Regions from separate parts of the Homo sapiens genome. Here region 1 is linked to region 2. Evidence: read pairs that join two places in POLR2A ChIA-PET (ENCODE). Cell type or tissue: GM12878. All regions are shown on one strand.

Region 1 (4,000 bases), 230 kb before region 2:
TTGGCTCCTAATTGTTTCATAGTTCATGTCTGTAAACGCCATTAGAACAAGTGCATGGGAATCCGCTTCTGCTCCAGGATGATCAAAACCTTAGATGTCTGTTCTTCTCATTGAGTTTTCTGCAATTTAGGTGTCTTGCTTTTCCAAAGTAGAAAACTAAACAACTTGCCTTCTGCTAAGGGAATCAGAGTGTTTACATTTCTCTCATCCTATTTGGATCTGTTATTCAAATTTTCTCACAGAAGCGAAAGAATGAGCAGCATCTAGTACACAGTCACTTTATTTTAATCCCACAGAAATAAAGTAGGTGGTTTTGCCACATTTGTGGGACCATTTTCCCAGTAATTCTTCAGGTTATTTGGCCTAGAGGGAAGATATACATTGGTTCATTCCCCATATCGTGCACCTACTGTGTGCCTGGCACTCTTCCAATTTATCTATATTGGGAAACCAAGGATATGAAAAATTCATGACCCCATTTTCCATTATAAGAATGGGATAAGAGGGATATATTATCAAGGTACTTTATTTAATTTGGTGGGAGGGGAAAGAGAAACATCTTTTTGTAATCCTTGGAAAGTAGCAATTAAATTCTCCTGAATACATTCTGTTATTCTCTTTAGAGGTTTTTTCAAACTAGTCCACAAGTTGTTTAATAATCCTCAAAGAAAACCCCAAATACAATTTAAAAATGCAAATGGAGCCGGGCATGGTGGCTCATGCCTGTAATCCCAGCACTTTGGGAGGCCGAGGTGGGCAGATCACAAGGTCAAGAGATCGAGACCATCCTAACATGGTGAAACCCCATCTCTACTAAAAATACAGAAATTAGCTGGGTGTGGTGGCACGTGCGTGTAGTCCCAGCTACTCAAGAGGCTGAGGCAGGAGAATCGCTTGAACCCAGGAGGCGGAGGTTGCAGTGAGCCGAGGTCGCGCCACTGCTCTCCAGTCTGGCAACAGAGCGAGACTCCGTCTCAAAAAAAAAAAAAAAAAAAAAAAAAAGCAAATGGGTGTGGTTCTAATTGAAGAGTAAAGATAAGCGTTTTTATTTACTTAAATTATTTTAAATAAATAAAAAGTAACATTCTTGGGAGTTGTGTGTAGATGAGGATTTTTCTGTCAGGTTGGAGAACAAATCAACTAATCTTCTAGGGAAAGGTTAGCCTTTGACTCAAGGGCAAGGATTTCCATATCTCTAATATGATTTATATGCCTTGAAAATATAGGATTTGTATTGGAGAAGCACCAAGACTGGTCAGGGTTCCAAATCTGAGTTGTAGGGATCAGGTGAAAAGCAGTCAAGAGTTGAGAGAGATGACTTGTCGCTATTCTGATGGAGGAGAAATTAGTGGACAGAGTTCATCCTCAAGTGAAAAGTATTGTGAGAGAAAAGTGTTTTTGACAAAAGATACTGCTCTTGAGAAGGCATCATCTATAGACCTCTTGGTTCAACTGGATAATTTGCTATAGGATTTGTTATATATTATGGGATATTCCAGGAAACTAGAATTTATATCCTTCCCACTAAATTTCTATTTGTTTAAGGGTGGAGGGCAGATCCTGGTACACCCCCCACAGAGGACGACTTTGGATAGCAGCCACAGCTAAAAAACCCTCCCCTCAAGAAGTCTCAGAACTCCAGGCTACATATCGTCTTCTTCGTGGGAAAGGTAACAGCCGCATATTCTCCTTTCAATTTTACTTTATGGAGAGAAGTCATTGACGTTCATCTTCTTTCACTTCCTTCTTTCTTTGGCTTTTTCTTTGTTAAAAGAGACTTTTAATCTTTGTATATGTTTGTTTGTTTAGTGGTAAATCATTGACAGCGTTCAAAGCATTAATCTGTCAAAACAGTGCAAATAAAAATATCAATTTCCAACACAAGAAATCAACTAGTCTTAATTTTTTTATCTGAGAAAATCATCTTCTTTACTCTAAAGGTAAAATGACTAGTGTAAACTCTGAGATCCTTACATTGGGAAGAACAACCACAAATAGGAATTTTCATTGAGAGTGGCCTAAATAGACACCTACTATTGGATTTGTACAAATCAAAGTTGATTGATTTAAGCAACGTATTTTGGGAATCACCCCAAGAATACTAACTTTGGATCCTTAAAAAGACTTCTGACCTTTGGGCATCCTGTTTTTCCTTTGTGTTATCCAGCTCATACAGTTGTTTTGAGGGTAGAATAAAAGGACAACTACACAACCATCTTTAAAGGTTTTTAAGAAACAAGGCTTAAAGAATCACTAGGAATAAAAAGTTCATGCTTCCTTAAAAGCACTTTTCTTTTTTATTTTTTTTTGAGACAGAGTCTCGTTCTGTAACCAGACTGGAGTGCAGTGGCGCCATTTCTCCTCACTGCAACTTCCGCCTTCCAGGTTCAAGTGATTCTCCTGCCTCAGCCTTCCGAGTAGCTGGGACCACAGGCGCATGCCACCACACCCAGCTAATTTTTTGTATTTTTAGTAGAGACAGGGTTTCACCATGTTGGCCAGGCTGGTCTTGAACTCCTGACCTCAAGTGATCTGCCTGCCTTGGCCTCCAAAAGTGCTGGGGTTATAGGTGTGAGCTACTGAGCCCGGCCTAAAAGCACACTTCTATTCCTATTGATATGGACTGGCTTGTTTTAAAGACATTCATTCTTATGGTTTTAACCACATTTTGATGTTTTTTTTTTCTTGTCACCTGTAACTGCCTTACTTTGCTTCCAAAACTCATCACTGCCAAACTCCAATCTGATCCAATGGCGTATAGTAGAATCGATTTGTATTAGGATGAATTTGTGGGGTCCTTGAACTTTGATGGTATGAGGGCAAAGGAAAAATTTTCTAGCTTAACATGTGGATAGTGGACTAAGCCAGCCACTCACTAGATTTTTTTGCTAAAATGCAAACAGTTGTGCCAAGTAAATTTCACTGTTTTCCTTATGTCTACAAATAGATAATGGAAAAAGTTATTAATGTTTGTTCAGAATTGAAAACAGATTCCTGAGTTCCAAGATCACAAAGAAGGAAATTTATTCAATATTTTTGTTATTCCTGATTCAGATGTGGAATTTCCTAATGACTATCCGTCAGGTTGTCTTCTGGGCTGTGTGGACCTAATTGACTGCTTGTCCCAGAAGCAATTTAAGGAGCAGGTGAGTAAAGAATACTTTTTTTTTTTAGAGACAGGGTTTCGCCATGTTGGCCAGGCTGGTCTTGAAAGCACTTTAAGAGGCTGGGCCTCTTAAAAGTGCTGGGATTATAGGCATGAGCCACCACACCCAGCCTGGTGCATATAAATATCTGTATAAAAAGCTGTTTCCAGGCCGGGCGCTGGTGGCTCAGGCCTGTAATCCCAACACTTTGGGAGGCCGAGGCAGGTGGATCACAAGGTCAGGAGATCAAGACCATCCTGGCTAACACAGTGAAACCCCATCTCTACTAAAAATACAAAAAATTAGCCGGGTGTGGTGGCACGTGCCTGTAGTCCCAGCTGCTCCAAAGGCTGAGGCAGGAGAATAGCTTGAACCCGGGAGATGGAGGTTGCATTGAGCTGAGGTCCTGCCACTGCACTCCAGCCTGGGCAACCGAGTGAGATTCCTTCTGGGGGAAAAAAAAAAGCTATTGCCACAATGCAGCTAGCAAGTATATAGGGTCTTCATCCCTTACCAAAACCTTGCTTCTTTTGAAGAAACCCTTGATTATCCCTTGAATTATTTTGATTGGGGGGTGGGAATACTAGGATCTGTTATTGCTAATTCTGGAGCTTTTGGTCCAGGCTATTGAACTCATGATAGGCAAATGTATTTGACTCTGATTGCCAGGACTGTGCCATATTTGGGAGGAGGTATGTGTATTTATGTATGAATGTACATATGTATGAATGTACATATGTATGCATTTATATATTTTAATTTTTATCACTAAAGATTGAACTGACAGGTCGGGCGCAGTGGCTTACACCTGCAGTCCCAGCACTTTGGGAAGCCAAAGCGGGTGGATCACTTTA
Region 2 (4,000 bases):
CACTGCAGCCTGAGTGACAGAGCAAGACTGTGTCTCAAAAAAAAAAAAAAATTATAAAAAATAATAGGTATTATGTATTTGCTGATTAGTTGCATAAAAGCAGTGTTTGAGGCCGTGCATGGTGGCTCACACCTGTAATCCCAGCACTTTGGGAGGCCAGGGCAGATGGATCATGAGGTCAAGAGATTGAGACCATCCTAGCCAACATGGTGAAACCCCGTCTCTACTGAAAATACAAAAATTAGCTGGGCATGGTGGTGCGTGCATGTAGTCCCAGCTACTCGGGAGGCTGAGGCAGGAGAATCACTTGAACCCCGTAGACGGAGGTTGCAGTGAGCTGAGATCGCGCTACTGCACCCCAGCCTGGCGACAGAGGGAGACTCCGTCTCAAAAAAAAACAGCAGCGTTTGAGGTAGATTAATCTGACAATAGTTTACCGCCTGGATTGACAGAGATAAAGGGTGGAGTTAGGGAGCACAATTCAAAGACTATTGGGATAGTCTACAGGTAAGTTAATGAGGACTTAGACTCTAGTGGTTGTGGGGATGTGGAGAGGAAGACATTATTCAGAGATTTCAAAGGCAGAATGGGCAGGTCATGGTGGCTGACTCTTGTCCAAATGCCAGAAAGTCAACTCTATTTACTTCTTTTTTTTTTAGCCCTTGATCCCTCCTGGCTATGCCCAAAGTTTCCTGCTTCCTTTACAGATCATCAGTTGCCTCTCCTCAGGATCCAGAATTCTCACAACTTTCAAGAATTCAAACTGGGCAAGCAAATCCCTGAAAGGCAAAACTGACTGCACTGGTAGAAGTGGCTTGATCCCCAGCTTTCTGTCTCCCAGCATGAAGATAGCAGCAGCTTAGTTAACTTCTCTATAAAGAGGCAGAAGGAAAACAATGCTTGGCTTTTATGCCTTATGTGTAGCAGTTCTTATACTTTTTGGTCTCAGGACCCCTTTTCATTTACCTTAAAAATTACTATTTTTTTTTTTTGAGACGGAGTCTTGCTCTGTTTCCCAGGCTGGAGTGCAATGGCACGATCTCGGCTCACCGCAACCTCCGCCTCCCAGGTTCAAGCAATTCTCCTGTCTCAGCCTCCCGAGTAGCTGGGATTACAGGCATGCACCACCACGCCCAGCTAATTTTGTATTTTTAATAGATATGGGGTTTCCCCATGTTGATCAGATTGGTCTCGAACTCCTGATCTTAGGTGATCCACCCTCCTCAGCCTCCCAAAGTGCTGGGATTACAGGTGTGAGCCACCGCGTCCAGCCTAACTTAAAAATTATTGAAGGGCCACATACCATGGCTCACACTTATAATCCCAGCACTTTGAAAGATATACACACACACACACACACATTATATATAATATACATATTATGTATAATATATGTTGAGGTAGATTAATCTGACAATAGCGTATATGTTGGGTGTGGTGGTGCACACCTGTGGTCCTAGCTACTTAGAAAACTGAGAGAGGAGGATCACTTGAGCTTTGGAGGTTGAGGCTTCAGTGAGCCGTAATCATACCACTACACTCCAGCCTGGATGACAAAGATCCTGTCTCAAAAAAAAAAAAGGTATTGAGGACCTCAAAGAACTTTTGTTTTTATAGATTATATCTATTGATATCTACCATTTAGGAATTAAAATTTAGAAACTCAAAGTGTGTATTATTCATAATAATGAACCTGTTACATGGTAATATAAATAGTATTTTTAATGGAAAATAACTATTTTCATATTTTTAGTAGAGACGGGGTTTCACCATGTTGGCCAGGCTAGTGTCCAACTGGCCTCAAGTGATCTGCTCACCTCAGCCTCCCAAAGTTGTGCTTTTTCGTTTCTCTCTCTAGGAGAGCCTTAAAGATCTATGTTTCATTTGTAGCCATTTCTGGGAATTCTTGGCACCTGAACTGAGATCCTCATTACCCATTGTTGTTAGAAATAACATGTTCAAAAGAGGTATAAAACGCGTTTTTAGTTTTTTAAAAGTTTTTTATTGGACATTTACCACACACACTCACACACTGCATTCAAAACTCGCTGGCAAACTGTGGTCGTAGGGAGTTACCAAAAATAGTTTCTCAGACTGATTCCTTTGGTTAGTAGCTATAGAATTTTTCCCCATGGACTTTGAGTTCCAAATAACAGACCCTTAAGAGAATCATGTAATTAGTGGATGATAGAGCTACGTTAATATTTACTCCCTGATTTCCTAGCCTAAAGTAGATTGGAAGAAGGAAGTTGGATGTAATAGAGAGGTTGGTGATAAGGGAAAGACTACTGCAGAAGGCAGACATATTAATGACGAGAAAAAGTAACTGCTGACAGCCAAAGAGGAGACCGAGAAGCAAAACACAGAAACTCAGCAGAGTAGTTTGGTCTCAATTAAAGAGGGCCATTAACCCCTAATATCTCAGGAACCTTCAAAGGGACATCTCTTTACCACACCACAGAATAATTGTATCTAGAATAATGACCCTGAGTCATCAAGAAAATTTTAAAATACGCTCTGTATATGGGAAGTCCCCAACTTACGAATGGTTTGTGGTCCAAAGTTAATTTTCAAAACATTTTTTTGGAACGCAAAATATTTTTCTTTCTTTCTTTTTTTTTTTTTTTTTGATACTGAGTCTTGCTTTGTTGCCCAGGCTGGAGTGCAGTGGCATGATCTTGGCTCACTGCAACCTCTGCCTCCTGGGCTCAAGCGATTCTCCTGCCTCAGCCTCCCGAGTAGCTGGGATTACAAGTGCACGCCACCATGCTCAGCTAATTTTTGTATTTTTAGTAGAGATGGGGTTTCGCCATGTTGGCCAGGCTGGTCTTGAACTCCTGACCTCAGGTGATCTGCCCACCTCAGCCTCCCAAAATGCTGGGATTACTGGCATGAGCTGCCACACCTGGCCTCAAAACATTTTCTATAGAAATAATGAAATAATTATTTTGGGCCTTAGACAAGCTGCTTTTTTCATTTTATCAGTCCAATAAACAACCTTTGAATGCCTAATATTAATAAAAGTATTTCTTTTTTATCTGGCTCTCATTTATATCTTTGTTTCAGTGAGAGTTCATTCTGAGGCCAGAGCCTGAACATAAATACAGTTCCCCTCTGGCCTCATAATCTGTTCCTCAAGGTGCAGACGGTCTATGTCAGGGATTATTAGCAAGTTAGGATTCGGTTACCAAATCCAGTCCCACTTCTGGTTTTTATAATACAGTTTTATTGAAACACAACTATGCCTATTTGTTTACATATTGTCTGGGGCTCTTTTTCTACTATAAGAGTTGAGAAGTTATGACGGAGACTGTGTGGCCTGCAAAGCTTTAAATATTTACTATCTGTCCCTTACTTTAAAAGCCTGCCAATCCCCAGTCTGTGTGATCTGGTCCACCGTTGTCACTAATATGCTGTCTCTCTGACCTCATGTGTTCTCACTCTTCCCCTCATTTATTCCACTACAGCCACACTATCCTCTTTGCTCTTCCGAACGTGCCATGTGCATTTCCACCACAGGGCCTTTGTACTTGCTTTTTCCGCTGCCTAAAATGTCTTCTAATTTCCACAGAGCTCGCTGTCTCACCTCTTACAGGTTTCTCTGCTTGAATGTCATCTTCTTGAGAAGGCTTTTTAAAATTGCCCTTTATAAAATAGCAGCATCACCATCCCTCACATCGTCTTCTGCTTTGTTTTTCTCCATAGCTTATCACTCTCTGGGTTTTTGTTGTTTGTTTGTTTGTTTGTTTGTTGAGACCGGGTTTCACTCCCGTCACCCAGGCTGGAGTGCAGTGGCGTGATGTGGACTCACTGCTGCAACATCCACCTCCTGGGCTCAAGTGATTCTCCTGCCTCAGTCTCCCAAGTAGCTGGGACTACAGGCGTGTGCCACCATGTCTGGCTAATTTTGGTATTTTTTGTAGAGACAGGGTTTCACCATGTTGGCCAGGCTGGTCTCGAACTCCTGGGCTCAAGCAGTCCTCCCGCCTTGGCCTCCCAA

The links. ChIA-PET counts read pairs that join two places held together with the same protein. Peaks named below come from ENCODE experiments on the same cell type or tissue, not always from the same donor. Only the 100,000 strongest peaks of a DNase experiment are listed, where the experiment ranks them.
Region 1: POLR2A ChIA-PET joins it to region 2 with 9 read pairs; 11 of 35 experiments call an interaction of 5 or more read pairs at or near these places.

Annotation. Positions count from the first base shown.
Region 1 is chr15:64,422,486-64,426,485 of GRCh38, forward strand. It overlaps TRIP4 (thyroid hormone receptor interactor 4), which reads left to right. Exons shown (of 13, transcript NM_016213.5): 10 at 1,546-1,670; 11 at 3,055-3,146. Among named protein-coding and RNA genes, the nearest start is that of ZNF609, 36 kb to the right of the region's middle. In GM12878, no CTCF peak of the experiment used is centred here; a DNase peak (open chromatin) is centred at 1,696; H3K4me3 peaks cover 820 bases; H3K27ac peaks cover 1,246 bases.
Region 2 is chr15:64,657,224-64,661,223 of GRCh38, forward strand. All of the region lies in intron 3 of ZNF609 (zinc finger protein 609), which reads left to right. Among named protein-coding and RNA genes, the nearest start is that of OAZ2, 44 kb to the right of the region's middle. In GM12878, no CTCF peak of the experiment used is centred here; no DNase peak of the experiment used is centred here.